4 separate regions of the Homo sapiens genome follow, and all the other regions are linked to region 3. Evidence: read pairs that join two places in POLR2A ChIA-PET (ENCODE). Cell type or tissue: CD4-positive, alpha-beta T cell. All regions are shown on one strand. Region 1 has its middle 53 kb from the start of HECA. Region 2 has its middle 72 kb from the start of TXLNB. Region 3 has its middle 11 kb from the start of HECA. Region 4 has its middle 33 kb from the start of TXLNB.

What was found. ChIA-PET counts read pairs that join two places held together with the same protein. Peaks named below come from ENCODE experiments on the same cell type or tissue, not always from the same donor. Only the 100,000 strongest peaks of a DNase experiment are listed, where the experiment ranks them.
Region 1: POLR2A ChIA-PET joins it to region 3 with 10 read pairs; 10 of 35 experiments call an interaction of 5 or more read pairs at or near these places.
Region 2: POLR2A ChIA-PET joins it to region 3 with 13 read pairs; 7 of 35 experiments call an interaction of 5 or more read pairs at or near these places.
Region 4: POLR2A ChIA-PET joins it to region 3 with 10 read pairs; 5 of 35 experiments call an interaction of 5 or more read pairs at or near these places.

Annotation. Positions count from the first base shown.
Region 1 is chr6:139,183,806-139,191,805 of GRCh38, reverse strand. It overlaps a transcript of TXLNB not described here. Among named protein-coding and RNA genes, the nearest start is that of HECA, 53 kb to the right of the region's middle. In CD4-positive, alpha-beta T cell, no CTCF peak of the experiment used is centred here; no DNase peak of the experiment used is centred here; H3K27ac peaks cover 477 bases.
Region 2 is chr6:139,216,041-139,224,040 of GRCh38, reverse strand. It overlaps a transcript of TXLNB not described here. Among named protein-coding and RNA genes, the nearest start is that of TXLNB, 72 kb to the left of the region's middle. In CD4-positive, alpha-beta T cell, a CTCF peak has its summit at 4,692 (motif pointing left); a DNase peak (open chromatin) is centred at 4,640.
Region 3 is chr6:139,120,560-139,128,559 of GRCh38, reverse strand. No RefSeq gene overlaps it. Among named protein-coding and RNA genes, the nearest start is that of HECA, 11 kb to the left of the region's middle. RefSeq lists an enhancer at 1,427-1,928. In CD4-positive, alpha-beta T cell, a CTCF peak has its summit at 3,513; DNase peaks (open chromatin) are centred at 2,099, 3,069 and 3,469; H3K4me3 peaks cover 625 bases; H3K27ac peaks cover 3,227 bases.
Region 4 is chr6:139,320,639-139,328,638 of GRCh38, reverse strand. It overlaps a transcript of TXLNB not described here. Among named protein-coding and RNA genes, the nearest start is that of TXLNB, 33 kb to the right of the region's middle. In CD4-positive, alpha-beta T cell, no CTCF peak of the experiment used is centred here; DNase peaks (open chromatin) are centred at 4,638 and 4,868; H3K4me3 peaks cover 823 bases; H3K27ac peaks cover 2,752 bases.

The DNA of each region.
Region 1 (8,000 bases), 63 kb before region 3:
TAAGGCTGTTGATGTCTGAATGAACTCAACACAACTCCCTGAGTCTCCCAGGTACACCGCCCCACACCCAGGATAACCAAAAATGAATAAGTAACAGAAGTATTCCATACATTGTTTCTAAATTTAAATCATTTGTTGAAATATGTGAAACAGTGTTAAGGGCTAATAATTAGGAACCCACTCATTAAGGTTTTCACAGAGGACAGGAAAGATTTTGGTGAAAAAAATCTAGCCCAGCACTGTCCAATAGAACTTTCTCTAGTAATTGAAACGTTGTATAATGGGTGCTGTCCAATATGGTAGCCACTAGCCACATGTGACTACGGAGAACTTGAAATATCGTTAGTGCAGTTGATAAACTGGATTTTTTTATTTTTATTTTTTTTGAGACAGAGTTTTGCTCTTGTTGCCCAGGCTGGAGTGCAATGGTGCAATCTCGGCTCACCGCAACCTCCACCTCCCAGGTTCAAGCGATTCTTCTGCCTCAGCCTTCCCAAATAGCCGGGATTACAGGCATGTGCCACCAAGCCCGGCTAAGTTTGTATTTTCAGTAGAGATGGGGTTTCTCCATGTGGGTCAGGCTGGTCTTGAACTCCTGACCTCGGTGATCCGCCCATCTCGGCCTCCCAAAGTGCTGGGATTACAGACGTAAGCCACCGCGCCTGGCCAGATAAACTGGATTTTTAATTAAAAAAAAAAAATTAAACTTCATTTGAACAGCAGTATGTGGCTAGGCTGCTGTACTGAATGGCACAGCTCTAGAGGTCTTGATTCTAAGCAATTCTTGTATCTGTCCCCCTTTCTATACAGTACAGGGATTGGGAAACAGGATTTTTAAGGTGTCTTCTTTTTCTGACGTTTTCTAACTTTTTAATCTTAACTACTTAAATAATCCCACACAGGAGCACTGCTATGGTCTGAACGCTTGTGCCTCCTCCTGCAAATTCATATGTTGAAACTCTAAGCCCCAAGGTGATGGCTTTTAGAGGTGGGACCTTCAACACCTGTGAAAAGAAGAGAAAAACAAAAGCAAAAAACAACAGAAGGGGTGGGGCCTTTTGGGAGGTCATTAGATTATCAGGATTCTGATCTAATCAGAATGAGTTTGGTGCCCTTAGAAGTCCAAGTATGCTTTGTTCACACCTTTGCCATGTGAGGACACAGCTAGAAGACATCATCTATAAGAAACAGGCCCTTGGCCAGGCGTGGTGGCTCACTCCTGTAATCCCAGCACTTTGGGAGGCCGAGGTGAGCAGATCACAAGGTCAGGAGTTCCAGACCAGCCTAGCCAATGTGGTGAAACCCCGTCTCTACTAAAAATACCAAAAATTAGCTGGGCATGGCGGTGGGCACCTGTAGTCCCAGCTACTTGGGAGGCTGAGGCAGGAGAATCGCTTGAACCTAGAAGGTGGAGGTTACAGTGAGCTGAGATCGTGCCACTGCACTCCAGCCTGGGCAATAAAGCGAGACTCTGTCTCAAAAAAAAAAAAAAAAAAGAAAGAAAGAAAGAAACAGGCCCTCAACCAGACACCAAATCTGTTGGCACCTTGATCTTAGACTCCCCAACCTCTACAACTGTAAATAATACATTTCTGTTGTTTATAAGTTACGCAGTCTAAGGTATTGTTATAGCAGCCTGAACAGACTAAGAATCACTTTTATTCTAAATGTGTAAGATATGAAGGCAGTTCTTATGATCCAGGTATTTTCTTTACTGTTAATATTTTGACATTTGGTTTTCTGAAAGGAATCCCCAAGGAAGTAGGCACCCAAAACACAAAACTAGGAAAGAAAATTGTCTGAATTCCCCACAGCTGCCAGCACATTTGTTTGACAGACAGCTAATGGGCACAGCCCTATAGTAGGCATTATGGATAGAAGTTGTCAAAGACAGTCCCTGCCCTAGAGGAGAGCCTACTTGGAGTGACATTTACATGGAATCCCATCACGTGACTTCCATAGTACAACAGCTAGCAATATCTCTGTATCCCCCATCTGAGTGACTTCATACCCGACAAGATCAACCTTGCTAAATGCTGACATAGATCCTATAAAACTGTTTTCATCTGGCTCTGACCTCTCTCCCCGCAAACCTCCACAGCTGCAAAGACAATATTGTCTTTGAAGAGGTGAAAGCTTACTTCCTTGGCCCAAACTGGAAATCTGACCTGGAAGTTTGTATTTTCAAAAAGAGCACATCTCTACAAGTTGAGAACTCCATTTATTTCAGACCTTTCTTATTTCCTTTCTTTTGGGTTTAATAATAAATTCTGAAATCCTCAGACTCATAATTAATATCTTGTTAATTAAAATTACACATAAACCAAGAAAACTAAATGCCAAAGTACTTGCTCTAACCTCAATATAGAGGCAGTTCTAATAATAAAAAACACTAATTTGACTATTTTAAATATTCTTCTTAGATAAAATCATCCTTTTGAATTTTAATGCTTAGCAGTTTTGAATAAAGCTTTCACATGTAGCTTAATTTGCTAGATATTTTCTTAGAACTTTCAACTAATGCAAATCCAAACATGCAACATGAAAAACATCAAAAGAGAAATCATAAACTTTTGGGCAACAGAATACGCCTGTCACCTCCTTTGCAATGCTTTTACCCCGAAAGCTGTAATAAAACATTAGTGCTTCTTACACTACACATCATATGATTGCTTACTGTTAAAACCCCAATTCCAAAGAACCACAGGTTATATCCCACCTACATAGAATACGAGGTTAAAGAAATCTGGGCCGGGCATGGTGGCTCACGCCTGTAATCCCAGCACTTTGAGAGGCTGAGGTGGGTGGATCACCTGAGGGTCACGAGTTTGAGGCCAGCCTGGCCAATGTTGTGAAACCCCGTCTCTACTAAAAATACAAAAAGATAGCCAGGCATGGTGGCACATGCCTGTAATCCCAGCTACTCAGGAGGCTGAGACAGGAGAATTGCTTGAACCCTGGAGGTGGAGGTTGCAGTGAGCCGAGATCATGCCATTGTATTCCAGCCTGGGCGACAGAGCAAGACTTCGTCTCAAAAAAGAAAGAAAGAAAGAAAAAGAAATCTGGAAAACAATTGAGATTCCAACACAATTTTTCAAAAAGCTCTTGCTTCCCGGCATACATACAAAGTGCTACATATGCATTAATAAATCTAACAAAAATGTAAATGAGAGACGTTGGGAGTGAAATTTCTCTTTCAGAAATTTTTCAGTTCAATAAAATTCTTAATACAAAAATGCAAACCTTATAAGTCAAATGCTTTGTCAGAATTTCGATTAGATTTTTTAAAAATAATCTACACTTAAAATTTCATGTTAGGGTAGATCACAGATCCTGTTTTAGATAAGAGAAACAAATGGATCATTTTTCCATCCAAAGAAGAAATAGGTTTTTGAGCACAGGTCTCAGTTTGAAGCTGACCCAACTAGGGAAAAAACAAATACGGCTGTCACAAAATTTCTATCCATCCTTATTAAGACAGATTTTATCTGCCTGCCAGTTGCACAACTTTCTCAACCCTCTTCTCATCTCACTGCCTCACTGAGGCCTGGTTTTATCTCCCTTTCCATCAACGCACCCATCGATTTGAGAGACATAAAGTAAAGCCACTCTCAGAAGCTCCTGTATCCATGACACAGGATCTGCAATTCCTCCACTGCTATTAGAGAACTCTTCAGGAGCCTCTTAGTAAGAAGGCCCCTGGGAAGCTTTCTTAGGGGTTACCACCTAACTGGTTGGTGATGGAAAAGGCCATCAAACATTGAGCCATTTTCCTCATCGGTAAAATAAGTGTTGAGTCAGACAATCTTGCCCTAACATAAGAATGCTTCCAGAAATAACATAAATGATCCTAATACGGAACATCTTTGGCACTTACTCCATGCCAGTGACTGCAATAAACACTTAATTTAATGATTTCATTTAACACCCCCAGGTAGGGACTCAATATTTACAGGTGAGGGAAGTAAGGATTTAAACGAGCTTGAGCAGTAGAATCTTCTCTCAATCAACCTTTCCTTAACCAATCCAGCAATTAACTGCCTCTAAATTGCTTTGTAAAGCCACACTATGATGAATGACCTCGGCCAGATGAATGCTGGCAGCTGGGAGCCTCCTCGCTATCAGGCACCATCTGCATATGGTTTCCCCCAGCAGAGTTCTGTACTTACCAAAAGTTACTCAGGTTTATTCCCAGACTTGCTTATGCCACAGTTACGTTTGCCATTGCAATGATGTAATTTAATAAAAAAGTGCACAAACCAATGAAATATAATTATAAAAAAAAAATACTGTTTTGATAACTCAGTAGGATGCTTTGAGCAGATGAGGCAAATCATATACACAAAATACTGAATTAAACATGGGGAAAAAAAAGCAAAAGATTTTAAAAAATGGAAATCCTACAAGTCTAGAGAGGTTCTATATTTATAGTATTTCTCATGTGTCATTAAGTTCCAATTCCACTTTAAAGAGAACCAAATAGGAAGCATTCTTACAGTGCATCATAAATGAAGGTTTGCAAGAAAGTGTAGTCCTACAACTAGAGGGTCTAAAGAACCAAATCTGTCAAATGAAAGTGTATTACTGATTTAAATATAAATAAAATGTTTATGATATACAAGTTATCCTGGGTAGGGAGGTGCAGGGGGGAGAAGAGGGTATTTTTTTCTGGCTGATGGAGGTATAATTGACACAGAATAAACTAAACATATTTAAAGTATACAATTTAATAAGTTTGACAGATGTCTACATCTGGGAAACCATCACTACAATCAAGACAGTGAACACATCAGTCACCCCCAAATTCTCTCATGCCCTTTGCAATCATTTTCTTTCTCTTCTCATTAATATTCCTCCACCCATCTCCAGGCAACCACCAATCTGTCACCAGATTCATTTGCATCTTCTAGAGCTTTACATAAATGGAATCATACAGGGTGTAGTCTTTTTCTCTGGCTTCTTTCACTTTAATTATTTTGAGGTCCGTCCATGGTGTTGCATGTATGAAGAATCTGTTCCTTTTTATTGCTGGGTAGTACTCTGCAATTGCATATTGCAATTTTGTTCATTCTTCTGTTGATGGGTATTTGGATTGTTTCTTTTTGGGGCTATTACAAACAAAGCTGCTACAAACATTCATGAATGAGTCCTTGGGTAGACATATACTTTCATTTCTTGAATAAATGCACAGGAGTGGAATGGATGGGACATAGGTTAGGCACATGTTTAACTTTTTAAGAAAACTGTGAAACTGTCCCACCAGCAGTGTAATAGAGTCCCAATTACTTCATATCTTTGCCAGCACTTGATATTCTTTTTAATTTCAGCCATTAAAATGGGTGTGAAGTGGTACCTCATTGTGGTTTTAATTTGCATTTCCGTAATGACTAACAATATTGAGTACCTTATGTGTCATCATTCCTTTTTCTGTTAACGTGTTTGTTCAAATGTTTTTTGGGGGAACTTTTTATGTATTCTGGATACAAATCCTTTTCTTCCAGTCTGTGGCGCTTGTCTTTTTATTCTCCTAACAGTATCTTTTGAGAAATTCTTAATTTTAATAACATCTAATCTATCCATTTTTGGATTTTACATCTGATCCATTTTGAGTTAGTTTTAAAAATATGGTGTAAATATGGATCCAGATTGGGTTATTTATATATTTTTGCATATGGATATCAAATTGTTCCAACTCCATTTGTTACATTATCCTTTATTCAATGAATTCTCTTTGTACCTTTGCCGAAAATCAACTGATTATAGGGTCAACTTGTTGATCTTCTTGCTGATTGTAGGTAATTATTTTCTCAACTAACTTCTTTTTTGATTTGCTGACTAACTAATGTCTGGGTTTGTCAAGGAGCTTCTACTATATCCTGATGGTTAAGAAACTTGTTGCAACAGGAAGGGCAACAGAAAGGACAAAGTAGGAAAGAGAGAGATAGGCAGGTAAGGATAAGTAAGATAGGCAAAACTATCACAACAGGTAGAAGAAAAAGGACTAGAAAAAAAGTGAAGGACATTTTTTTAAATGGCATTTTCCCATCACCAAAGACCACCCTTAACCCAGTATGACTCTATCCTATGTTTTTGTGTGTTTTGTTTGAGACAGAGTCTCGCTCTGTCGCCCAGGCTGGAGTGCAGTGGTGCGATCTCGGCTCACTGCAAGCTCCGCCTCCCGGGTTCACGCCATTCTCCTGCCTCAGCCTCCCGAGCAGCTGGGACTACAGGTGCCCACCACCACGTCCGGCTAATTTTTCACATTTTTAGTAGAGACGGGGTTTCACCGTGTTAGCCAGGATGGTCTCGATCTCATGACCTCATGATCCGCCCACCTCGGCCTCCCAAAGCGCTGGGATTACAGGCCTGAGTCACTGCACCCGGCCACAACTCTATCCTGTGTTTTGAAAACTTATGTCTTTAAAGTGAACTGCATTTATTAGGTAATTCATTTGTTTTCATATATTATTCATCAAAGGCATATGCTACTGCCAGTGTTTCTGAGCAGCTTGATAACCAAGATTGCAGTAACTCCTGCCAAAAGTAAACTGACCTTTTAGGTATCCTGTGCAGCCTTGTGGTGGGTAACTTTGTGATCTCCATTAAGTTTTCTGAAATATGCACAGTAGCCCCCAGGACTCCCACTATCCCACTCCCTGCCCAAATCATTCTCTTTTCAGAACCATGGGGTTCTGGAGCCTCAGAGGAACGCAAGCCTATAGGCTTCACCCGGCTTTACTTCCCTCATCAATCACCTGCAGTGTCATCAGAGCTTCAGAAAAATATGCAATTTGTTAATGTGATGAAAATAACAAAAAGGCATAAAGCGCTTATTCAACCAATGGTTTGGCAGTAACTTAGAATACTGCTAATTAGCAAGGGACAGCCCCTAAACCATAAAAAAATTGTCATTCCTTAAGAGAAACATGTAACCAGCACTTTTTCCAAGACTATATGGAACTCCAATAAACCCTGATCAAGTCAAGCAACCCTCAACAGTCTGGGATACCAGAGCTTCTAACAAGATTGTGAGAAATTGAAAATTAAACACACCTAGAGGAACTGTTAGAAAAGTTAGTCAAAAAGGAAAACCCTGCCCAAACTGGATAGATCAATGCTATCAAATCCGACAGCTTGACATGTTTGAATCCAAAAATAACTCAAAGCTAGATCCCCAAGTGAGTAAAATGATGAATTCGTGGTGTAGACTGTGAAAACGTCACCTTATACCCAGAGTTCTCCTTAAGCAATCATCTATCTTAACAAAAGAGAACAGATGTCAACAAATTAATGCATTAAAAGATGAGGTGAAGACACAACTATTGATTTCAAATTTTTTCCCTTTGAGAAAGTGTTCTTTTTCTAAAATAGGGGATGCTTCCAATGTGCTCATCACTCCTATGCAGAGGGCCCAGCTAGGCCTCACAGAATTACTTCTATGTTGGCGCCTGTGTTGCTGAAGCAAGGGCTACTATAGCTTTTAAATCTACTCCCTTGTCACAAGCCCAAATTATTTCTCAACTGAAAACAAGGTGCCCATCCACTGATACATATATTGAGCAAATCTGTAATTTCCACACCCACAAGGCTCCTCTCACTTACTTCTGGGGACTCCCTGCTCTGTACAATGTCCAGACACTTCTCCTTCCATGTTTGTGTATTACACCCAACCTCGTAGGAGACAAAGTAGCAAACATAAGCAGCCATGTCTGCTCATTTCTGCTTGCTAACATAATTTCACGAAGCGCTGACTCCACAACAATGTGCAGCTCTCTGAAAGCATGCTTTGAGGACAGTGCAGTATTAGCAGACGGTCCTCCAAGTCTCTTGCCTGGTCACTATATTCTTTAAAAGATAAATGACCCTAGTCCTTGTGTTTTCTAACATATAATGTCTGACAGGCTTAGTGATTATGCTTCTGTAATCTACAACTAGATGTACTCTTAAACCCAAACTCTGATGTGATTTTGCACGTACCGAACCTCCAGCATCTGTATATA
Region 2 (8,000 bases), 95 kb before region 3:
GTTCCAAGTCTTTGCTATTGTGAATAGTGCTGCAATAAACATACGTGTGCATGTGTCTTTATAGCACCATGATTTATAGTCCTTTGGGTAGATACCCAGTAATGGGATGGCTGGGTCAAATGGTATTTCTAGTTCTAGATCCCTGAGGAATCGCCACACTGACTTCCACAATGGTTGAACTAGTTTACAGTCTCACCAACAGTGTAAAAGTGTTCCTATTTCTCCACATCCTCTCCAGCACCTGTTGTTTCCTGATTTTTTAATGATTGCCATTCTAACTGGTGTGAAATGGTATCTCATTGTGGTTTTGATTTGCATTTCTCTGATGGCCAGTGATGGTGAGCATTTTTTCATGTGTTTTTTGGCTGCATAAATGTCTTCTTTTGAGAAGTGTCTGTTCATGTCCTTTGCCCACTTTTTGATGGGGTTGTTTGTTTTTTTCTTGTAAATTTGTTTGGGTTCATTGTAGATTCTGGATATTAGCCCTTTGTCAGATGAGTAGGTTGCGAAAATTTTCTCCCATTTTGTAGGTTGCCTCACAGACCAAATATTGGCCTTTGTTCTTCTCTATTTTATTTTCTCTATTGTACATTTGTTTTCTATTTCATTCATTGTGTTAATTTCTTCATACTTAATTTGTTGTTCTTTTTCTCATTTCTTGAGCTAGAGTCTTAGATCATTAATTTTCTTCCTTCCCCATCCCAATAAATGCATTTAAGACTACCTAAGAATGGCTTTAACTGCATCCCACAAGTTTTGATCTACTATGTTTCTTATCACTCCATTCAAAATATTTTTAAATTTTCTCTGTGATTTCGTCTTTCACATATGTTTAAAAGTGTATTGATTCATTTCTAAACATTAGACATTTTCTACTTTTATCTTTTAATTAATAGTTTAATTGTGTTACAGTCATGGACTATACTATATGATTTAAATCATTCGAAACATGTTGAAACTACATAGTTTTGCATACAGTCAATCTTGGTAAATGTTCCGCCTGCAGTTGTTGAGTGCAGGCAGTGTTCTATATGTATCAGTTAGGTCATTTTATTAATCCCGTTGTTCAAATCTTCTTTAACCCTGTTGATTCTTCATTTGTTTATTTATTTTTGGTCCATTGACCAAAATATTGACCAGTTTTTGGTCCATTGACCAATAAATTTGGTCCTATCAGTTAAAGCTCTTACTATCAGTGTAGTTTTTGTTTTTGTTGTTATTGTTGTTGTGTTTTGAGATAGAGTCTTGCTTTGTCACCCAGGCTGGAGTGCAGTGGCGCAATCTCGGCTCACTGCGATCTCCACCTCCCGGGTTCTAAGCGATTCTCCTGCCTCAGCCTCTGGAGTAGCTGAGATTACAGGTGTGTGCCACCAGGCCCGGCTAATTTTGTATTTTTAGTAGAGACAAGGTTTTGCCATGTTGGCCAGGCTGGTCTCAAACTCCTGACTTCAGGTGATTCACCTGCCTCGGCTTCCCAAAGTGCTAGGATTACAGAAGTGAGCCACTGCACCCAGCCCATTGTAGATTTTTATATGTCTCCATTTTGTTCTATCAGGTATTGTCTTATTATTAGGTGTATAAAAATTTATACTAGCGATATCTTTATGTTGGATTGGCCACTTTATTATGAAATATCTATTTTTATCTGTAGTATTGCTTATTGCCTTAAAATCCACTTTGTGTGATATAAGTATGAGCTTATATAAACATGATATAAACATGATATAAGCTGATATAAACATGAGCTTTCTTGTGGTTAATATTTTCATGCTGTATCTTTCTCCACACTTTTATTTTCAATTTTCCCAAATTATTTGAATTTGCAATATGTACTTCTGTACAATATAGAGTCTTGTTTTATGTTGTTTGCTTTATCTAGTCTGACAATTTTTGTCTTCTAATTAGAGATTTTGATTCATATGTATAAAATTAAACTCACCACCTTGCTATTTATTTTATACTTGTGCCATCTGTTTTATGTTTATTTTTATTCCTTTCTTTTTAAATTTTTTTGGACTTTGGATTATATATTTTTATTATATTCCCCTCTCTGTTAGCTATTTTTAGTTATTCAATCTTTCCTTAAGCTTTTAGTGGATACCATAGGCATTTCAACATTCATCTCTGACTTATTAAAGTCTAATGAAAAATATTATTTTGCCACTTCCTGGCCAAAGCAAAGCCTTAGAACATTTTAACGCCATCTAATCCTTTACTCCTATCTTCTGATTCATCATCCAGTTTATGATCATTCTCTCTTCAATTATATCTAAGCCACTGTTATACCAATCCATTGAGTTCTTAATTTCAGCTATAATATTTTCCAGTTTTAGACATTGTATCTTATTTTTTTATAGTTTCCAGTTTTCTTGTACAATGCTCTATCTCATCATTTAATTTATTGAATGTACAAATCATCATTATCTTAAACTCCACGTCCGATCATTGCAATATCTGGATATCTTAAGTGTTTTTTACCTTGGTTTTCAGCAATTTTGCCTAGAGATATACCAGATATTTTTTGTTCGAATGCAGGGCAGTTTCTGGAGAAAAAAAAAGAAAGAAAGAAAAATGGAGATGATTTAAATCTCTGGAAAGTGTTATCTTCCTGAAGAGAGTACTTATTTTAGCTTCCAGCAGGCAGTTAAGATGGAACCAATTATCTTACCCAATCATAAACTGAGGTGATTTGAAGTTGGGCTTCAGACTTTTTAGGGAACTTTATTTTCTGCAGTGTAATTGTTTGAGGGTCCCAACTAAAAGCATGGAGTGTTTGCCAGGGCCCTAAACCATTAACTAGCTCTAAAATCCAATTTTTGTTTCTGATGCCCCATGAAACTGTGGGATGCTTTGCTTAGCGTCTCATCCTCTCAGTCACAGGTTGCATATTTGCAAGAGCGTTCAAGGGGAAAACCAGTCCCAATGTTACTTCATTTCTCTTTTTGCTTTTCTTGACCATTTCAAGTTTTTGTTGCCTAGCTAGCTCTCCAGTGCCTTCCAACAGACATTCTACCTGTTTTATCAAGTTCTCCTAGTTCTTGGATGCAGGGTTACCCTGCAACAACTGATTCTACCCTTACAAGAAGCAGAATTCCCATCCAGCTTGTCTCTTGAGCATCAATTTCATTATCTTGAGATTCTGAAGATGCATCGTATTTCCTTTGAGCTCTAGTATTTGGGCTCTATGATTTCGGCTCCTCTGAGTTTCTGTTTTATTTAAGAGCCAGCTATGGAGGACCAGGTTTGTTATTTTAGCTAAGATTTTGACCTTTATCATTATCTGATATAATGCAAATATTAAAGGTCAACCACGGTTGAAACTGGGCAAGTAAGTTTTATCCTATGTGCCAAAGAATCTGTCTGAGACCAAAACTGGTCTGGAAGGAAAGTGTGCCACAATAAGTTAATAACGCCAACCCTAGAAGGAGGGGAAGGGGCAGCACATATGCCAGGCATTTGTCAGACGCAGATATGATGACACACATATGGATCCAGCTCTCCGAGGAGCTACTTTGTATCCACTTAAATTTGAGAGACTCATGGCTACCTCACTCCTGCCTCCCTTTGGATGGTATACAAGGATTCACTAAAATGGCAGATATTCACCCCATAAACTAAAGTACTAGCAAAAAACAAATCCCAGTGACTTGTGGTTTCCCATCACTTTGTGTGAGAAGTTTGAATTAAATAGAAATTAAATAGTCTGTTCAGGCTTCTATAACAAAATACCATAGACGGGGTGGCTTACAAACAACAGAAATTTATTTCTTGCAGTACTAGAGGCTGAGAAGTCCAGTATCAAGGTACCAGCAGATTCAGTGTGTGGGAGATCTGCTTCTTCATAGACAGCCATCTTCTCATGGTGACTTCACATGGCAGAAGGGGCAAAAGATCTCTCTGAGGTCTCTTCTATAAGGGCACTAATCCCATTCATGAGGGGTCCACCCCCATGATCTAATTATCACCCAAAGGCCCCACTTCCTAATACCATCAGTTTGAGAGTAAGGATTTCAACATATGAATTTGAGGGGGACACAGTCAGTCCATAATATCAGTTGAGATTCAGCTGTCAGGAAATGAAGGGTAATTACGGTGACCATATTTTCTAAACCGCAAGTGAAAATGCAGTTGGACAAAGCCTAATACTCTTATATCAGCAAGAAAACAGAACATTAGAAATCAAGACTGACCAGGAAAAGCCAGCTCATAGGTATAACAAATATAATTCTGCCACCAGTTCAAGATACTCTAGATTTTTGCTGACTTGGTTTCAAGATGGGTCTTTAGAGAGTTTTCCATATTGATGAGATTTTCCAGCCCAGAGTTATAAGAAGGAAAGGCCTGCCTGCCGTCTCAGCCTCCCAGCTGCTCCCAGACACATCTGTGGGGAACCAGATAACTGACTCCTAACCTGCTTATTTTAGCCCAGTGGCTTCGCTTCCTGACGTCTCCAGTCTCATGGTCACATTCCAAAGGCCCTCACTCTGAAACTGCCTGCAAGCAGGGACAAACAGCAGCAGCTGCCACCGCACTGATAATGGGTTTGTGTTGCTGCTTGCCCAGAAAGGCTGCTTTGAGCTGATGATTTGCATTCCTGCTTGCCCAAACATACAGCCTCCGTGCGGCTGCCAGCTTCTGCACAGAGAGAACAGCAGTGCCACCTACTGAACCGCTGGAGATGTAGCCAGTGACTTGGTCAGCTCAGGCCTGCTTGTCACTAAATCTGGCAGGACTGTATACCCAGCAACTGGACTGAAAACCACCTTTGTACAGTGATTAAGTAGGCCTCCTCTTCTGCCAACTTGAGTGATTGTTTACCACTGTTAGGCTGAAAAAGTCTCAAGGAAGTTTATTTTTCTCTGAACAAATGAAACCAAATTGCAGTTGGGATCCAGGCTGTATCCCACTTCAGTGAGAAATGGGCAAGCCAGCAATTGTGGAGTTGAACATTGAATACAATTAGTGAGTACTTACCCTGTGCTAGACAGTGGGTGAGGCACCGGGATAGAAGTATGAATGAACTACACTAGACAAGCAATAGAAAGATAACGAACCTATACCAGTATTCCACAATTGACAAAATATACTCAAAGAACTCAGCCACAATTTACACCACAGAGAGTATATCTCCAGGGATGGAATTTGGGGGAACCAGCTTTCTATTTTCCCATGGGTTCCATTGCTGCTGTTGCCAAGCTGAGATCCAGAAGCCATGATGACTTCTTCAATGGTTTTTTGGGTTTTTATAAATCATCAATTAACAAATAATATTATGGAATCTTTTTTTTTTAGACAGAGTTTTGCTCTGCCACCCAGGCTAAAGTGCAATGGTGCAATCTCAGCTTACTGCAACCTCCACCTCCCAGGTTCAAGCGATTCTCCTCCCTCGGCCTCCCAAGTAGCTGGGATTACAGGCATGCTCCACCATGCCTGGCTAATTTTTTGTATTTAGTAGAGACAGGGTTTCACCTTGTTGGTCAGGCTGGTCTCGAACTCCTGACCTCAGATGATCCACCCACCTTGGCCTCCCAAAGTGCTGGGATTACAGGTGTGAGCCACCACGCCTGGCCTATATTTGGAATCTTCTTCACAAAATTGCTGCTTTGCAGATGCCCTAAGTATCTGCTTGGCCTTCCTCTTGGAAAATCTTACCTGGACAACTCTCAAAGTGCTAAATCTTTTTGCAGTATTCACAAACTCATCTATGTGTGTTAATAGCACATTTCTGACAATTATTAATAAAGTATATTTTATATGTTTTTGGTGTCTAATAACATCAGAAAACCTTACTTAAATATGTGCATACATACAAACGTACTTGTACTTGCTTATGTAAGTTAGTAATTAAGCACCCTATTAAGTCGAGAACCCAACACATACTGAATTGGTCACACATTTGCTGCTGAGCAGCAGAAGCTGAACACCCTAAAGGGGACCCTACCATACTGAAAGACACTAATGCTTCAGCCACCGTGTACAGCTGCCATCCAATCATAGTCTAATGAGTTATGCAGGTGTGACTCCTCCTCTAAAAGGAGAGACCAGGTAAATACAAATTATTGGAAATGGGCAAATCAGTGTCATGTTGGACACAATGTTCATAGCTTTAAGACTGATTGCAATATTCACAAACTAAGCTAAAATTTCTTTTTCTTTTTTTTTTTTTTTTTTTTTTTGAGACTCTTGCTCTGTCGCCCAGGCTGGAGTGCAGTGGCATCATCTTGGCTTACTGCCACCTCCGCCTCCCAGGTGCAAGCGATTCTCCTGCCTCAGCCACCCGAGTAGCTGGGATCACAGGCAACTGCCACCGTGCCCGGCTAATTTTTTGTATTTTTTAGTAGAAACAGGGTTTCACCGCGTTAGCCAGGATGGTCTCGATCTTCTGAGCTCGTGATCTGCCCTCCTTGGCCTCCCAAAGTGCCAGGATTACAGGTGTGAGCCGCCACGCCCAGCCTAAGCTAAAATTTCTTAAACTACTACTGTGAAAATTATATGTGAAGCAGGATGAAGCAGACGTTAATCCTGCTAAAGTGTCTGGTATTTTACTATGATTTTAGTTTTGAAGTGGGCAATAATTTAAATATTATGCATTAAATATTTACATTAGCTCTTATTTTCACTCATAAATATTCAGTTGTCATATTTCCTACACATCCCGACTCCCTTCTTTTTGCAAGCTTCTGTGCAAAGTGGCTTTGCAAACATGTTTCCACTCAATCTTTCAGCTGCTGACTTCATAGATTTTTCTTATATGACTTATTCTTTGATTCCCATGATGCAGTCAAAAGGGAGGTTTTCAAGTACTAAATGTGTAAGCGCAAGGCTGCTGTCAGCTGCTACAAGTCCACATTTAGCCATTAGGTCTGCTGCTAGGAGAACAGGCACACACCACCCTGGACATCTCTCAGAACCTTCCACAAAATTCTGAGACCACTCCAGGCCTCATTCTCGCCAAAATACCTGCACGGTTCTAAGGATAGGCATTGTAGCTTATCTAGGTCCCTTTGTTTGAATTTTTATTTTATTTCAATAGTTTTTGGGGTACACGTGGTTTTTTGTTATGTGGATAAGTTCTTTAGTGGTGATTTCTGAGATTTTGGTGCATCAGGTACACCCGAGCAGTGTACACTGTACCCAATATGTAGTCTTTCATCCCTAACCCCCTCCAACTCTTCCCTGCAAGTCCCCAAAGTCCATTATATCATACTTATGCCTTTGCATCCTCATAGCTTAGCTCCCACTTATAAATGAGAACATATGATGATTGGTTTTTCATTCCTGAGTTACTTCACTGAGAATAATGTCCTCCAGCTCCATCCAAGTTGCTGCAAAGGCCATTATTCCGTTCCATTTTATGGCTGAGTAGTATTCCATATTGTCTATATACCACATTTTCTTTTTTTAAAATTATTATTATTATACTTTAAGTTTTAGGATACATGTGCACAACGTGCAAGTTTGTTACATATGTATACATGTGCCATGTTGGTGTGCTGCACCCATTAATTCGTCGTTTAGCATTAGGTATATCTCCTAATGCTATCCCTCCCCCCTCCCCCCACCCCACAACAGGCCCCAGTGTGTGATGTTCCCCTTCCTGTGTCCATGTGTTCTCATTGTTCAATTCCCACCTATGAGTGAGAACACGCGGTGTTTGGTTTTTTTGTCCTTGCGATAGTTTGCTGAGAATGATGGTTTCCAGCTTCATCCATGTCCCTACAAAGGACATGAACTCATCATTTTTTATGGCTGCATAGTATTCCATGGTGTATATGTGCCACATTTTCTTAATCCAGTCTATCATTGTTGGACATTTGGGTTGGTTCCAAGTCTTTGCTATTGTGAATACTGCCGCAATAAACATACGTGTGCATGTGTCTTTATAGCAGCATGATTTATAATCCTTTGGGTATATACCCAGTAATGAGATGGCTGGGTCAAATGATATTTCTAGTTCTAGATCCCTGAGGAATCGCCACACTGACTTCCACAATGGTTGA
Region 3 (8,000 bases):
AGGCTACTGCTCTGCTTGTTTCTGGAGTTAATTTTGATTGATCTTGGCTAGAATTTTCTCTCAAGATTCAGCTTCCTCCTTTATTTCTACTTGGAATGATTTCTACCAAGAATATCCTGAGGAACACTAGTTATATAAGACGTGCCTCTATTTCTGTGGTAAAATAAGTCTAGGAAACACTGTATATTGTATGAGTCACAATATATATTAGCATAGTAAAGATCCTAAAAGTCCAGCAGTAAAGAAACCTGTTTACTCTCAACTTAGAATTTCCCAAATGTATATAACCTATAAATCCTTTTACATGTAATGCTTATTAACATTCTACGGAAGTAGAGTCCTGCTGAATATTTTTAGGGGAAATAATGCCTTGGAACAACAACAACAAAAATCTACTTCTAGCTGGGCACAGTGGCTCACACCTGTAATCCCAGCACTTTGGGAGGCTGAGACAGGCAGATCACTTGAGGTCAGGAGTTTGAGACCAGCCTGGCCAACATGGTGAACCACCCCCGCCATCTCTACCAAAAATATAACAATTAGCTGGGTGTGGTGGTGCACTCCTATAATCCCAGCTACTCGGGAGGCTGAGGCAGGAGAATCTCTTGAACCTGAGAGGCGGAGGTTGTGGTGAGCCCAGATGGTGCCACTGCACTCCAGCCTGGGCGACAGAGTGAGACTCCATCTCAAAAAAAATAAGGAAGAAGAAAAAGAAAAGAAAACAATCTACTTCTGGCACTAGCAATCAGGTGAGTATTGATACAATGGTGAAAAGACAGATACTGGATCCCTCTTGTAAACAACCAGTTCTTTAGAAAACTTCTTGGGAAATATCTTCAAAACTATAAAACGGAAACTGTCAGAAGATATAATACATTAAGTACTAATTCTAAATGATGTAAACAGTTGAACATTCATGGTATTGCTTCCATTTTAAGAAACTTCAAATATGCTGTAATTGTTATAGGTAACAAAAATTTACCATCACATGAACAATCAGTTTCACATTTAGTCCAGTAATAAGTACTGCTATGTATGGTTCTGGAGTTCATTTCAATCAATCTCGAATAGAATTTTGTCTTAAGATTTCCTTTCCTCCTGCAGAATATTTGTTCTAAGTCCTTAAATGCAAACATAGCACTGCATGGATTAAAGATGAACACAAATGTGCTACTCCTCTCTTCAAAAGGTGGAGTCTGTTTGCCTTCCCCTTAAATCTAACCTGGCCTTGTGACTTGCTTTGACCAATTAGAAATGCAGCAAAAGTGCAATTGCTCTAGTCTGGACCCTAAATTTGCTTTTGCTCTCCCAAAAGCCAGCCACCATGCTGCAAAGAAACTTGAGCCAGACTATGGAATGATGAGAGGCCACATGGAGAGGGTGACAAAGACTCCGTCCTTGACCAAACTTGAGTCAGGCCCCTCTGATTCCTCTTTTTGACTAGGCCCCAACCTTGCCTCGTCCTTGGCCTGCTTAGTTCCGTTTTAGCAAGAATCTTGCTGGGTCAATTTCATAAAAATCCCCAACTTTCCGTATGAGATCAGCCTGGCCTGCCTTCAGCAAGAATCCTCTCAAGTCAGTTTGGCCACAATCCCCCTAACCTTGATGTTTCCTCTTAGTAACTGTCTATCCACTGACTCCCACCCCTGCTCCTTGGCTACAAATCCCCACTTTTCCTTGTTGTATTTGGAGTTGAGCCCAATCTCTCTCTCCTAATACAAAACTCCATGGTAGTAGTTCCCCTGAAAAGTTTGCATTACCATCTGTAACAAATGTCATGAATAACATTTTTCTTTAATAAAAGATCATGGACATGTGGAAGATGAGAAAGGATACTTGTGTTCCAGCCCCAGCCAAGCTCTTAGCTTCGTGGTTCTCAACCCCTGGCAATTTTGCCTTCAGGGACATTTAGCAATGTCCAGGGATATTTTTGGTTGTCACTTCTAGCATCTAGTAGGTTGAGGCCAGAGATGCTGCTCAACAGCCTGCAATGCACAGGACGCAACAACAAACAATTATCCAGCCCCGAATCTAGTGCCAAGCTTGAGAAATCCTATCTTAGCTGAATATAGCTGTATGAGTCACCACAGCTTTACCACATGGAACAGATTGCCCGGATGAGCCTAGTCAACCCACAGAATTGTGAGAAATAATAAATAGTTGCTGTTTTAAGCAACTCTTGGGGTAGTTTTAGTGCTGTGCTGTTGCTAAACTGGCTGGGAAGGGATGTGGGAGGGAACTCTGATTTGTAGCATTTCTAGTTGCCCATGGTATAAATACTCCTACTGTGGCCAGTTTTAGGTTATCAGCACAAGCCACTGAACTCAAGGTTGGGAAGAGATGTGCACAACCAGCTCTTATGAGCCAATGGGAAATGATTAAATTGTTATATTATAGTAGGCAACGGAGGCAACATCCCATGTACAAGATCTTCTTATGCCTGAAATTCTAGGTATGGCCACTTCCTATATGCTGTTGATCACCTAGTCATAGTTCTCTACTTCTATATTGTGTTAACATTTCTACTAGAAAATTCTATTTTAAGTGCTGACATACTGATTCTGCAGCCTTCCTGGTTTGGGCCATTTTTTTGCACCATTAAAGTTGCCAAGTTGGGTTTAGCCAACAGTCTCCCACAGAGGATCACAGCATGGACTCTACTCCAAACCAATCCTACCACACTCTCCAATTTGTAATATTGTGGCCCATGGTCTGGTTTGGGTTAAAACATTGCCCTTGGTAATCTGTGGGGTTTCTTTGTAAGAGGAAACACCTGATCAATACCTAAAGGAGCTGCTCAAAAGTGGAAGCCAGGGTGATAAGAGTACCACTGTGTATTGTTTGGACCTACACTACAGTGTGCATTTGTTAAAAAAACAAAACAAAACAAAACAAAAAAACAAACCTTTCCCTTCAAGATAGAGGAAATTCCTTCTAGCATATAAGCAGAAAACATTTGTTATTTCCTAGAGCAGGCACTTCTCAGGTTTCAGGGTAGATGCCAGCTTTAGATCCAATGAAGAGTTATTATAGTTTTGTGGTTAGGGGCGTGTGTACGGAGCCAGACTTTCCGAGTTGCAGTTTTGGCTTGCTAGCTGTGTGATCTTGGACAAGATATTTGTGAAATGGGGATAATGGTATCTATTTCAGAGTTAAGACTCATAATGTATGTGTAGGGCCTAGCGCATAGTAAGCTCTCAATAAATAGTGGTTGTTATTACCAGGAGCATTTACATTTTATATTCTTTGTCTGTTGCTATTTGCCTTTTTTTCTTTTTAACTGTAAGTGCTATTTAACTTTCTCCTTTTTAACGGTAAACAAGATTTTTTTTTCTAAAAGCAGTACTAGTTCTAGGTCAAGGATAAACTCTTTTCAGCATACAACTGTAGTCTCATCCCAGAACAAACCACACCCCACTTCCTGTTGCATGCAGATACAGATACCTTAAAGGGACAGTTTGTACCAGGGACCCATGCAGGATGCTAAGATTGCAACAGAGCGCACTCTGGTGTACAAAGCTGGGAGCCGGTGGGGAGGAGATTATGAGAAGCAATGCCTTGCCCAAGTTTGAAGTTGATTTGTCCAGCTCTAAGAAGTTATTGTAAGTTACTAGATAAGAATGATGTGATGAAAACATCGTTTTGGAAGAATACTCTGATAGTAACATTCAGGATACATTTGATAGGAAAAGTGGTGACAAGGAAGCCAGCCGAAAATATATTGTATCATCGTTGGGATGAGACGATGAGAATTTGCAGTTAGGGAGTTAAAAGGAGAACCGAGGAAAAGGATCACTATAGGAGACATTTTAAAGGGAAAAAAAAATCATAGTACTTAAAGACAAAAATTTGATCTTAAAGAAAAGCCATCCCACCATCTTATTCTGTTTAGATCATACCATAAGTTTCAGTACCCACAAATAAATTGCTAGCATTTTCTATTCTAGTAAAGCCTGTAAGTGGAAAAAATAACCCAATATTTGCTATGTTGGTTTGTTCTCTTTTAAAGGACAAAATTAATCTACTATGAATCAAGACTTGAAAGTTCTAGGTGAACATAGCACTTATTCCAAAACTGACCACATAGTTGGAAGTAAAGCACTCCTCAGCAAATGTAAAGGAACAGAATTGTAACAAACTGTCTCTCAGACCACAGTGCAATCAAACTAGAACTCAGGATTAAGAAACTCACTCAGAGCTGCTCAACTGCATGGAAACTGAACAACCTGCTCCTGAAGGACTACTGGGTACATAACAAAATGAAGGCAGAAATAAAGATGTTCTTTGAAACCAATAAGAACAAAGACACAACATACCAGAATCTCTGGGACACATTTAAAGCAGTGTGTAGAGGGAAATCTGTAGCACTAAATGCCCACAAGAGAAAGCAGGAAGATCTAAAATGGACACCCTAACAACACAATTAAAAGAACTAGAGAAGCAAGAGCAAACACATTCAAAAGCTAGCAGAAGGCAAGAAATAACTAAGATCAGAACAGAATTGAAGGAGATAGAGACACAAAAAACCCTTCAAAAAATCAATGAATCCAGGAGCTGGTTTTTTGAAAAGATCAACAAAATTGATAGACTTCTAAGAAGACTAATAAAGAAGAAAAGAGAGAAGAATCAAATAGACGCATTAAAAAATGATAAAGGGGATATCACCACCGATCCCACAGAAATACAAACTACCATCAGAGAATACTATAAACACCTCTATGCAAATAAACTAGAAAATCTAGGAGAAATGGATAAATTCCTGGACACATACACACTCCAAAACAAGGAAGAAATTGAATCCCTGAATAGACCAATAACAGGCTCTGAAATTGAGGCAATAATTAAGAGCCTACCAACCAAAAAAAACCCCAGGACCAGATGGACTCACAGCCGAATTCTACCAGAGGTACAAAGAGGAGCTGGTACCATTCCTTCTGAAACTATTCCAATCAATAGAAAAAGAGGGAATCCTCCCTAACTCATTTTATGAGGCCAGCATCATCCTGATACCAAAGCCTGGCAGAGACACAACAAAAAAAAAGAATTTTAGACCAACATCCCTGATGAACATCGATGCAAAAATCCTCAATAAAATACTGGCAAACCGAATCCAGCAGCACATCAAAAAGCTTATCCACTATGATCAAGTGGGCTTCATCCCTGGGATGCAAGGCTGGTTCAACATACGCAAATCAATAAACGTAATCCATCATATAACAGAACCAAAGACAAAAACCACATGATTATCTCAATAGATGCAGAAAAGGCCTTCGACAAAATTCAACAATGCTTCATGCTTAAAAACTCTCAATAAATTAGGTATTGATGGGACGTATCTCAAAATAATAACAGCTATTTATGACAAATCCACAGCCAATATCATACTGAACGGGCAAAAACTGGAACCATTCCCTTTGAAAATGGCACAAGACAGGGATACCCTCTCTCACCACTCCTATTCAACATAGTGTTGGAAGTTCTGGCCAGGGCAATCAGACAGGAGAAAAAAATAAAGGGTACTCAATTATGAAAAGAGGAAGTCAAATTTCCCCTGTTTGCAAATGACATGATCGTATATTTAGAAAACCCCATCGTCTCAGCCCAAAATCTCCTTAAGCTGAAAAGCAACTTCAGCAAAGTCTCAGGATACAAAATCAATGTGCAAAAATCACAAGCATTCTTATAGCCAATAACAGACAAACAGAGAGCCAAATCATGAGTGAACTCCCATTCACAATTGCTTCAAAGAGAATAATATACCTAGGAATCCAACTTACAAGGGATGTGAAGGACCTCTTCAAGGAGAATTACAAACCACTGCTCAATGAAATAAAAGAGGATACAAACAAATGGAAGAACATTCCATGCTCATGGATAGGAAGAATCAATATCGTGAAAATGGCCATAATTCCCAAGGTAATTTATAGATTCAATGCCATCCCCCTCAAGCTACCAATGACTTTCTTCACAGAATTGGAAAAAACTACTTTAAAGTTCATATGGAACCAAAAAAGAGCCCGCATTGCCAAGACAATCCTAAGCCAAAAGAACAAAGCTGGAGGCATCATGCTACCTGACTTCAAACTATAGTACAAGGCTACAGTAACCAAAACAGCATGGTACTGGTACCAAAACAGGGATATAGACCAATGGAACAGAACAGAGGCCTCAGAAGTAATACCACATATCTACAACCATCTGATCTTTGACAAACCTGACAAAAACAAGCAATGGGGAAAGGATTCCCTATTTAATAAATGATGCTGGGAAAACTGGCTAGCCATATGTAGAAAGCTGAAACTGGATCCCTTCCTTACATCTTATACAAAAATTAATTCAAGATAGATTAAAGACTTAAATGTCAGACCTAAAACCATAAAAACCCTAGAAGAAAACCTAGGCAATACCATTCAGGCCACAGGCATGGGCAAGGACTTCATGTCTAAAACACCAAAAGCAATGGCAACAAAAGCCAAAATTGACAAATGGGATCTAATTAAACCAAAGAGCTTCTGCACAGCAAAAGAAACTACCACCAGAGTGAACAGGCAACCTGCAGAATGGGAGAAAATTTTTGCAATCTACCCATCTGACAAAGGGCTAATATTCAGAATCTACAAAGAACTTAAACAAATTTACAAGAAAAAATCAAACAACCCCATCAAAAAGTGGGCAAAGGATATGAACAGACACTTCTCAAAAGAAGACATTTATGCAGCCAACAGACACATGAAAAAATGCTCGTCATCACTGGACGCCAGAGAAATGCAAATCAAAACCACAATGAGACACCATCTCACACCAGTTAGAATGGCGATCATTAAAAAGTCAGGAAACAACAGGTGCTGGAGAGGATGTGGAGAAATAGGAACATTTTTACACTGTTGGTGGGACTGTAAACTAGTTCAACCATTGTGGAAGTCAGTGTGGTGATTCCTCAAGGATCTAGAAGTAGAAATACAATTTGACCCAGCCATCCCATTACTGGGTATATACCCAAAGGATTATAAATCATGCTGCTATAAAGACACATGCACACGTATGTTTATTGCGACACTATTCACAATAGCAAAGACTTGGAACCAACACAAATGTCCATCAATGATAGACTGGATTAAGAAAATGTGGCATATATACACCATGGAATACTATGCAGCCATAAAAAATGATGAGTTCACATCCTTTGTAGGGACATAGATGAAGCTGGAAACCACCATTCTGAGCAAACTATTGCAAGGACAGAAAACGAAACACCACATATTCTCACTCATAGGTGGCAATTGAACAATGAGAACACTTGGACACAGGGTGGGGAACATCACATACCGGGGCCTGTCGTAGGGTTGGGGGAGCGGGGAGGGATAGCATTAGGAGATATACCTAATGTAAATGACGAGTTAATGGGTTTAGCACACCAACATGACACATATATACATATGTAACAAACCTGCATGTTGTGCACATGTACCCTAGAACTTAAAGTATACTTAAAAAAAAAGAAAAAAAAGAAGAAAGTTCTAGGTGAAATAGGGCATTCTGTCATTAAAAAGCATTGCCCAGTGAGCTAGATGTCTTTTGTATGACTCTGGTTCAAGTTAACAATCCTGAGTTCAACGGTTTCCTGAGATGTTTTTAGATTTCAATCTGAGGAAAAATAAGTACCAGATATTTCCTGCCAAGCGTTCTAAATGACTCTATTTCTCAAACTAGTATTCAGAGAAACTGGGTTCAACATGTATTTATCCAGTATCAACTATGTGCAAAGCTCTGTGATAGATGGATTACAAGCATCTTTCATTTTTCTTGGTTTATAAGCCACAACATTGTCATGGTCACACCATCAACAGGTTAAAAAAACAAGGAACTTTTTTAAGGTCATCTATTTATCCTTGACTTAGATAAGGAATATCTTCTGCCTTCTTGTTTGTAGGTGACAATTGGATTCTCAGTCTTTTCCTTTTGTCTTACCATGAAATAGAAAACTGGCATTGCTCAAATTA
Region 4 (8,000 bases), 200 kb before region 3:
CAGGGTTTCACCATGTTGGCCAGGATAGTCTCAATCTTCTGACCTCATGATCAGCCCGCCTCAGCCTCCCAAAGTGCTGGGATTACAGGCATGAGCCACTGTGCCTGGCCTCAACATTAGAGTTCTGTAGTAATCGATTTTCTTCTCTTAAAAGCCTAACTATTGCCTTAATCTTTATATGAACTTATTTGTCTGATGTTTGAAAAATGTCTTAGTATGATAGTGGCCTCAAATTTTACTTGGAAGTAAAGGTATAATAATAAATTTTAAATATACATTAACTTCTGAATTTACACATAAAGTTGAAGAAAAGTTATGTACACAAATTTTTTATTGCTAAAGTGAAAAGTGTTGTGGAAATGGAGAGTACTGTGAAGGTTCACAAACCATAAAGCGTATGTTTAAACATTTTTCTTTTTTCTTTTTTCTTTTTCTTTTTTTTGAGATGGAGTCTTGCTCTGTCGCCCAGGCTGAAGTGCAGTGGTGCCATCTCGGCTCACTGCAAGCTCCGCCTCCTGGGTTCACGCCATTCTCCTGCCTCAGCCTCCTGAGTAGCTGGGACTACAGGCGCCCGCCACCACACCCGGCTAATTTCTTTTTGTATTTTTAGTAGAGACGGGGTTTCACTGTGTTAGCCAGGATGGTCTCGATCTCCCGACCTCGTGATCCGCCGGCCTTGGCCTCCCAAAGTGCTGAGATTACAGGCGTGAGCCACCGCACCCAGCTGGTTTAAACTTTTTTCTAAAAACTGATGAGGAAACACGACTCCCAATTAAGTAGTAATTAATAATAAGTGAGATAACCTGAAATGAAATACCACACTATCTCTTGATGTTGGTACTCTAAATTTTGCTCCAATGTATTCATTGCTTAATTTATATTGTGTCTATACTGCCATCCAAACAAAAAACAAAAAAACAAAACAACAACAACAACAAAACCACTTTTAACACACATTGAGCTGTTAGGTCATTTATTCATTCTATTTATTCAGTCACTAATTCATTCATTCAACAGATATTTATTGAGCACCCACTAGGTGTTAGGCACTAAATTTTCAACCCTATTCTTATGAAACTAACAGCCAAATGAAGGAGACAGGCATCAAATAAACGAAAAAGTCAGCTAACTATATAGTGATAAAATAATAAGTGCTATGCAGAATTCAAAAACAGAGTGTTAGGGGAACACGGGAGATCACTGATATCAGAGCATCAGAGAAAGCAACTCTGAGGAATTTGACATTTAGGCTGAATTCTGAAAGAATGATGAGAGTTAGCCAAAATAAGGAGGTCAAGAGAGAGAAACTTCCAAGCTGAGGAAAAAGTCGGAAGAGCCAGAGGCAAGAAAGAGGCTGGCACATTTAAGGAACTGAAAGGCCAGTATGGCTGGAGCTTGAAGAGTGAGGGGGAGGTGGCAGAAGCATGGTCCAGAAATGAACACCTGTTTAAACCGCCAGATCAGTCAAATAAAGCCAACAGCGGGGCAGACAGTATAGGGGCTGAAAAGGTTAACAAGAAAAAAGCATAACAAATGTGTTTTTTTGTTTTTTGAGACAGAGTCTCACTCTGTCGCCTAGGCCAGAGTGCAGTGGCACGATCTCGGCTCACTACAACCTCCACCTCCCAGGTTCAAGCAATTCTCCTGCCTCAGCCTCCCAAGTAGCTGGGACTACAGGCGCACACCACCACGCCCAGCTAATTTTTGTATTTTTAGTAGAGACAGGGTTTCACCATGTTGGCCAGGATGTTCTCGATCTCTTGACCTTGTGATCCGCCCCGCTTGGCCTCCCAAAGTGCTGAGATTACAGGCGTGAGCCACCACGCCCGTCCAACAAATGTGTTTGATCACAGTTTTAGGTAACATGAGAGCCTTTGGAATGAAGACCCAAAAATACAGGGGAAAATATCAATTTTTATGCTTAGGTTAAACAAAGAATGGACAGCTATGTAGAAATGTGATCGGGCCAAAGGTTTTCCCCCAAGGACTAACGTGATAGACTGAGGAGGAAACCCAGGAAGTGTGGGCTCATATTCTTGGCTTCTCTGTGTGCCATTCCTTTCTCCAGGAATGGGGGCAGGACCCCTCTGGAATGAGGGTCTTAATTTGTTTATGGCCAGCTATTACACAGAAAGCTGGGAGAAGGTTAGAGTAACATTTTTGGTCTTTATGCTTGCTTTGGGGAAAGGGAGTTCTGGTTTCTATGACCCACCATGGGGGAGAGAAATTCTAGTTTCTTCTAGTTTCTATGACTTGCCTCAGGGGACTATAAAGGATGAGAGACAGGAGGGCAGGAGAAGGTCAGAGAGAAACTTTGCTTCTGAGGCCTTCGTTCTGGGGTATAATTTTCTGAGCCCCAACAAGAGCAACAGATATGGTGAAGCAATTACCCTTAGACTCTCACTGTTAAACTATTGCATGAGAAATTAATATATGTGCATATGGTGCTGATTTTTTTAAAAGTGCATTTTATTGTGAGAAAAAAATACATGACTGCTTGCTGCTAATTTATGGTGAGTTATTCCCTCATCAGTCAACAATCATTTATTGAGCACCTGCTTGGTACTGGTGCTGGGTATACAAAGATGAATAGGAGAGACACCTCTTTTGCCTTCATGCAACCTAAAGTCTAGGTTAGATGAAGACAAACAAGCAGGCAAACACCTGGGACTTATTCACAGCTCAGCAGTAGTGGAGGCAGCCGTTCCACAGAGGAAGGAGGGGAGTAACCAATGGCAGACAGTGGCCACAGCAGTGTGGGTAAAGCAGCTGTGAAGAATGAGCAGGAATCCAAGACCCCATAGCACAGGAAATATTCCCCAGCCAAGAGACACAGACCCAGGCTGACCCCCCTCACTATTTAGCCAGGTGTCAGGGAGGAGCTGTTTTGGTGTTACCATGTCAGGGTTGTCAGGAGCAATTCTGTCCTAATTCTTGATTATCCAGGGATGATTGATTTCATTTCCCTCATAAAATGAAGGCACTACTGACTTGGAGAAACATGCAGCTTTAGAGGTTGGGTTTTTAAAAGAAAACGATTTATGTTTTCTAACTAGAATGTAAAATATTTGACAAATGTCAAATTATTTGACTCTATGTTTGCATTTGAGAAAAATTGCAGCCATCAGCAGGCATAAAATTAACACCCCTTGAAAAATGAGGAAGTAACTATTACAGTTAGTAAATTGTTTCCCTCTCTGACCACAGAAGCAGAGGCTGGCAACAAATTTGATTTACAGAGTAAATATAATTCCTACAGTTGGGCTGAGCCTGTTGTTTTCTTAAAGGAAATATATTTTAGGTTGCTCTATGAAAAACACACATTAGCATTTTTCAGAACATTAGGAACCAAACACAGTATCATAAAAACATAGAAAAAAAGGAACTAATTTTATCTTCTAGTCACAGATGATGTTCAGAATCAAAATGACATGTGACTAATAGTCAGATATCAAATTAGTGGAGCTCTGCTCTTAACCACATATTACTCCATATCTGTTTCTTTATGGCAGCAAAAGACAAGACTCCAGCAGTGGTTCAGCTGTATAATGGGAATATGAATATTCCAGAACTTTCTGTATGCCAGGTGATTGAGAACAACAGTCTCTTAATATTACCTGGCTTTTAAAAGTATTGGCATACATTTGAACTAAAGATTTTTTTAAAAAATAAAATCTGTCCAGGTGCAGTGGCTCACGCCTGTAATCCCAGCACTTTGGGAGGCCGAGGTGGGAGGATCACGAGGTCAGGAGATTGAGACCATCCTAGCTAACATGGTGAAACCCCGTCTCTACTAAAAATACAAAAAATTAGCCAGGCGTGGTGGCACGTGCCTGTAGTCCCAGCTACTTGGGAGGCTGAGGCAGGAGAATGGCATGAACCCAGGAGGCGGAGCTTGCAGTGAGCCAAGGTGGTGCCACTGCACTCGAGCCTGGGTGACAGAGCAAGACTCCGTCCCCCCCAAAAAATAAATAAATAAAAAATGAAATAAAAGGTAATCTCTTAAAAAAAATTATTCTGCATTCAAGTTAAAACCATTGAATGTAGTCCCACGGGCCCTTGTCCTGGGAAAGCCACTGTTCAATCAGCAGCTGTTTATGGGAGATTGAACAGGGAGAAAAAACTAACAAAAATTCCTGCCCCCATGCAACATACAGGAGAGAGGAGAAGACACAGAATAAACAAGGAAATAAAACTTTCCTTTCCAGAAACAATAACAGACCAAAAAAAAAAAAAAAAAAAACGGGGGGATTTTGTAAAATGTCATCCTGAACTAGTCACAGTTAAAAAAAAAAATTAAATGAAAAAAATATATATGTATGTATATATATATACACACACATTGAATACACTCCACAAAAGAGGAGGCTCCTCTCTGTCCCCAGAGCTTGGAAGGAAGCTAGAAGCTTCCGGCAGAAGATTCTGAAAACAAAGCTAAGCTCAAGCATTAATGGGCTGCATGTTTAACATTTGGTGCTAGAATAAGGTAGTCAAAGATGGGAATCATAAAACAATGTCAGTATCCCAGAACACTTTTCCAAGTCAAAGTGGAGTTGAAACAGTTAAACAGACAGTCATCTGAATAAACAGGAACCTGTTTCTATGGCGATGACAATGGGGGAGGGGCGTGACTCCTATCTACCTTCCCTGCGCAAAGCTTCTGGGGGCGTGTTTTGCTTTATGGGACCCTTTCCAAACCCTGACCACAGCAGAAAGGACGGGGATGAGCACTGACTGGAGCAATCTGTTGACTGTCCCCTGTTGTAAACCACAGCTGCCTAATTTTGAGAAACAGGGGCCGAGCCATCAGATGTAGGGGAATGGAAGCTGATGCCAACGGAAGCCCGGAGGTAAACTAGGGCCCCGGAAAAACGAAGAGGAAACAGAAATTATGAGTAAGCAGCGGAAGTTGGTAAGTAAGCCTAGAGAAGACAATGCAGCAGATGTACAGAGAGAAACCACGTGCCTCGTGATTCTTGGTGACTTTCCTGCTTGTCCCCAGCCCAGGTCCACATGTTTCTTTATTATTATATAAGTAAATAAAAAAACTAAACAAGCCTGGGCGCGGTGGCTCACGCCTGTAATCCCAGCACTCTGGGAGGCCGAGGCGGGCGGATCACGAGGTCAGGAGATCGAGACCATCCTGGCTAATACTGTGAAACCCCCGTCTCTACTAAAAATACAAAAAATTAGCTGGGCGTGGTGGCACGCACCTGTAGTCCCAGTTACTCGGGAGGCTGAGGCAGGAGAATTGCTTGAACTCGGGAGGCGGAGATTGCAGTGAGCCTTGATCATGCCATTGCACTCCAGCCTAGGCGACAGAGCGAGACTCCGTTTCAAAAAAAAAAAAAAAAAACTAAACAAATTCTTTTTCTTGGGGTCACTATAATACATCTCTAGAGGTTTCTTGCAAACAAAAGAGCCCAAACCACACACTGAGCCCCATCCCTTCTTCATCTCGTGCAATGTCAACACCAACAAAATGATTTCCTATGTATTTAAGGAAGGATAATCATAGTCACTGGTCCAAAATGAAACTTCTTACTGAAATGACAATTGAAATTATTCCTAGTCAGTTCACAGAAATGCTAGTTTCTTATTTTAAAATGAGGACAGATCCAAAAGAGATAAAGGGATTTAGGGAAATGGACATTTAGAAAATTGATAGCCCCATGGGCCTCTGTCCTGGGGAAGCCACTATTCAATTAGCATCTGTTTATGGGGGATTCAACAGCAGGGAAAACCCAGCGAAAATGCCTGCCCCCATGCAACATACAGGCAAGAGGAGGAGACAAAGAATAAACACAGCAAATAAGTAAAATGTACAGAAAATGTGCAGTGTGTTTTTTCTACAGAAAAAGAAGGAACAAGGGGGATATAAAGCTGGGCTGGGGAGGCATCGATATTTTAGGGGAGTGGCCGGGAAGGCAGTTGTTACTAAGATAATTTGGATGAGAGGTGGTTGAACTCTGCACCGTATTGAGGATAGAACTAATGGGACTTTTGTGTTGGATCAGATGTGGGATGGAAAAGGAAGAGAGGAGTCAGGCATGAGTCCAAATTTTTGATCTGAGTAACTAAAGGATGGAGTTGCCATTTTCTATAATGGGGAAGACTGGAGGAGGAATTTCTTTAGAAGGGAGGTGGGGCCTAATGGGAGGTGTTTAGTTCATGAAGGCTCTGCTTTTATGAATGGATTAATAATGGATTAATGTCACTATGGAAAGGGCTGGCAGGAGTGGGTTCACTCTCTTCTGCTCTTCTGCCAGTGTGAGGACACAACACTTGTCCCCCCAACCCTTGCCCTTCTACCTTCTGCCATGTGAGGATGCAACAAGAAAGCCCTCATCAGATGCCAGGGTGTTGATCTTGATCTTCTCAGCCTCCAGGACGGTGTGAAATAAATGCCTGTTCTTTATAAATTACCCACTCTGTGGTATTCTGTTATAGCAGTGCAACCCAGCAGTGATAATGCCGAAGCAGAGATGTCAATAGGCTGTGAAGTCAGGCATGGTGGTGCACCTGTAGTCGCAGCTCAGAAGGATGAAGTGGGACGATTGCTGGAGGCCAGGAGTGCAAGGCTTTAATGTGCTATGATGGTGCCTGTGAATAGCTACTGCACTCCAGCCTGGGCAACATAGTAAAACTCTGCCTATCTTAAAAAAAAAAAAATTAATGAATCTGTAGTTCAAGAGAGTAGTCTGAGAGGCTGGGCGCAGTGGCTCATGCCTGTAATCCCAGCACTTTGGGAGACCGAGGCAGGCGGATCACGAGGTCAGGAGATCGAGACCATCCTGGCTAACACAATGAAACCCTGTCTCTACTAAAAATACAAAAAAATTAGCCAGGCGTGGTGGTGGGAAACTGTAGTCCCAGCTACTTGAGAGGTTGAGGCAGGAGAATGGTGTGAACCCGGGAGGTGGAGCTTGCAGTGGGCCAAGATTGTGCCACTGCACTCCAGCCTGGGCAACAGACTCCATCTCAAAAAAAAAAAAAAAAAAAAAAGAGAGAGTAGTCTGGGCTAGAGACATAAATGTAAAAGTTTTCAGAAGTCTCTGTATATGAAGTCTCCATAGATTAAAAAAAAAAAAAAAAAGGAGAGCTCAGTCATAGCCCATGTGGGCTGCTATAACAAAGTACCATAGACTGGGTATTTTATAAACAACTGAAATGTACTTCTTATAGTTCTGGAGGCCGGGAGACCCAAGATCAAGACATCAGCAGATTCAGTATCTGGTCAGAGCCCATTTTCTGATTCACAGATGGTGACTTCTCACTTTATCTTCATATGGTAGAAGGCACAAGGCAACTCTCTGGAGCCTCTTTTGTAAGGGCACGAATCCCATTCATGAAGGCTCTACCTTCATGACCCATTCACCTCCAAAAGGCCCCATCTCCTAATGCCATCATCTTGGGGGTTAGAATTACAACACCTGAATTTTGTAGGGGACACCAACATTCAGACAATAGCAAGGTCCAGTGACGGAACCCCGGGGCACTTCTACACTGACAGGCTAGTATCAGGATTCAATCCATTGGATAAGGTAGAAAACCCAAATAATAGTGTCTGAAAGAACATGGATGTCTGGAGGTGAGTATTTCAGGCCTAGCAAGCAGGTGCATGACATTAACAGGGATCTAGGTTCCTTTTACTTCTCTGCTGTGCTGTCCCAAGCCCATGGCTTTCATCTTCACAGTTGCCTTAGAGTGGAATATGGCCACTGTAGCTCTAACAAATACATCTGCTTCAGGTAAGAAGAAGGAGAAAGTGGGAAAGGGCAGAAGAGCTTTCTTAGAAGTGTTACCCAATGACTTGTGCCTATGTAGCATGGGAGAGATATAGACTCTGAAGTCACCTTGTTGAGTGAGAATCATGTCTGTACCAGTGCAGAGCTAGAAAGTCTTGAGCAAGTTGATAACTTGTCTCTGCCACAGATTTGTCTTTTGAAAATGGGAACAATCACACTGCTCACCTCTAGGTTGGTAAAAAAAAAAAATGA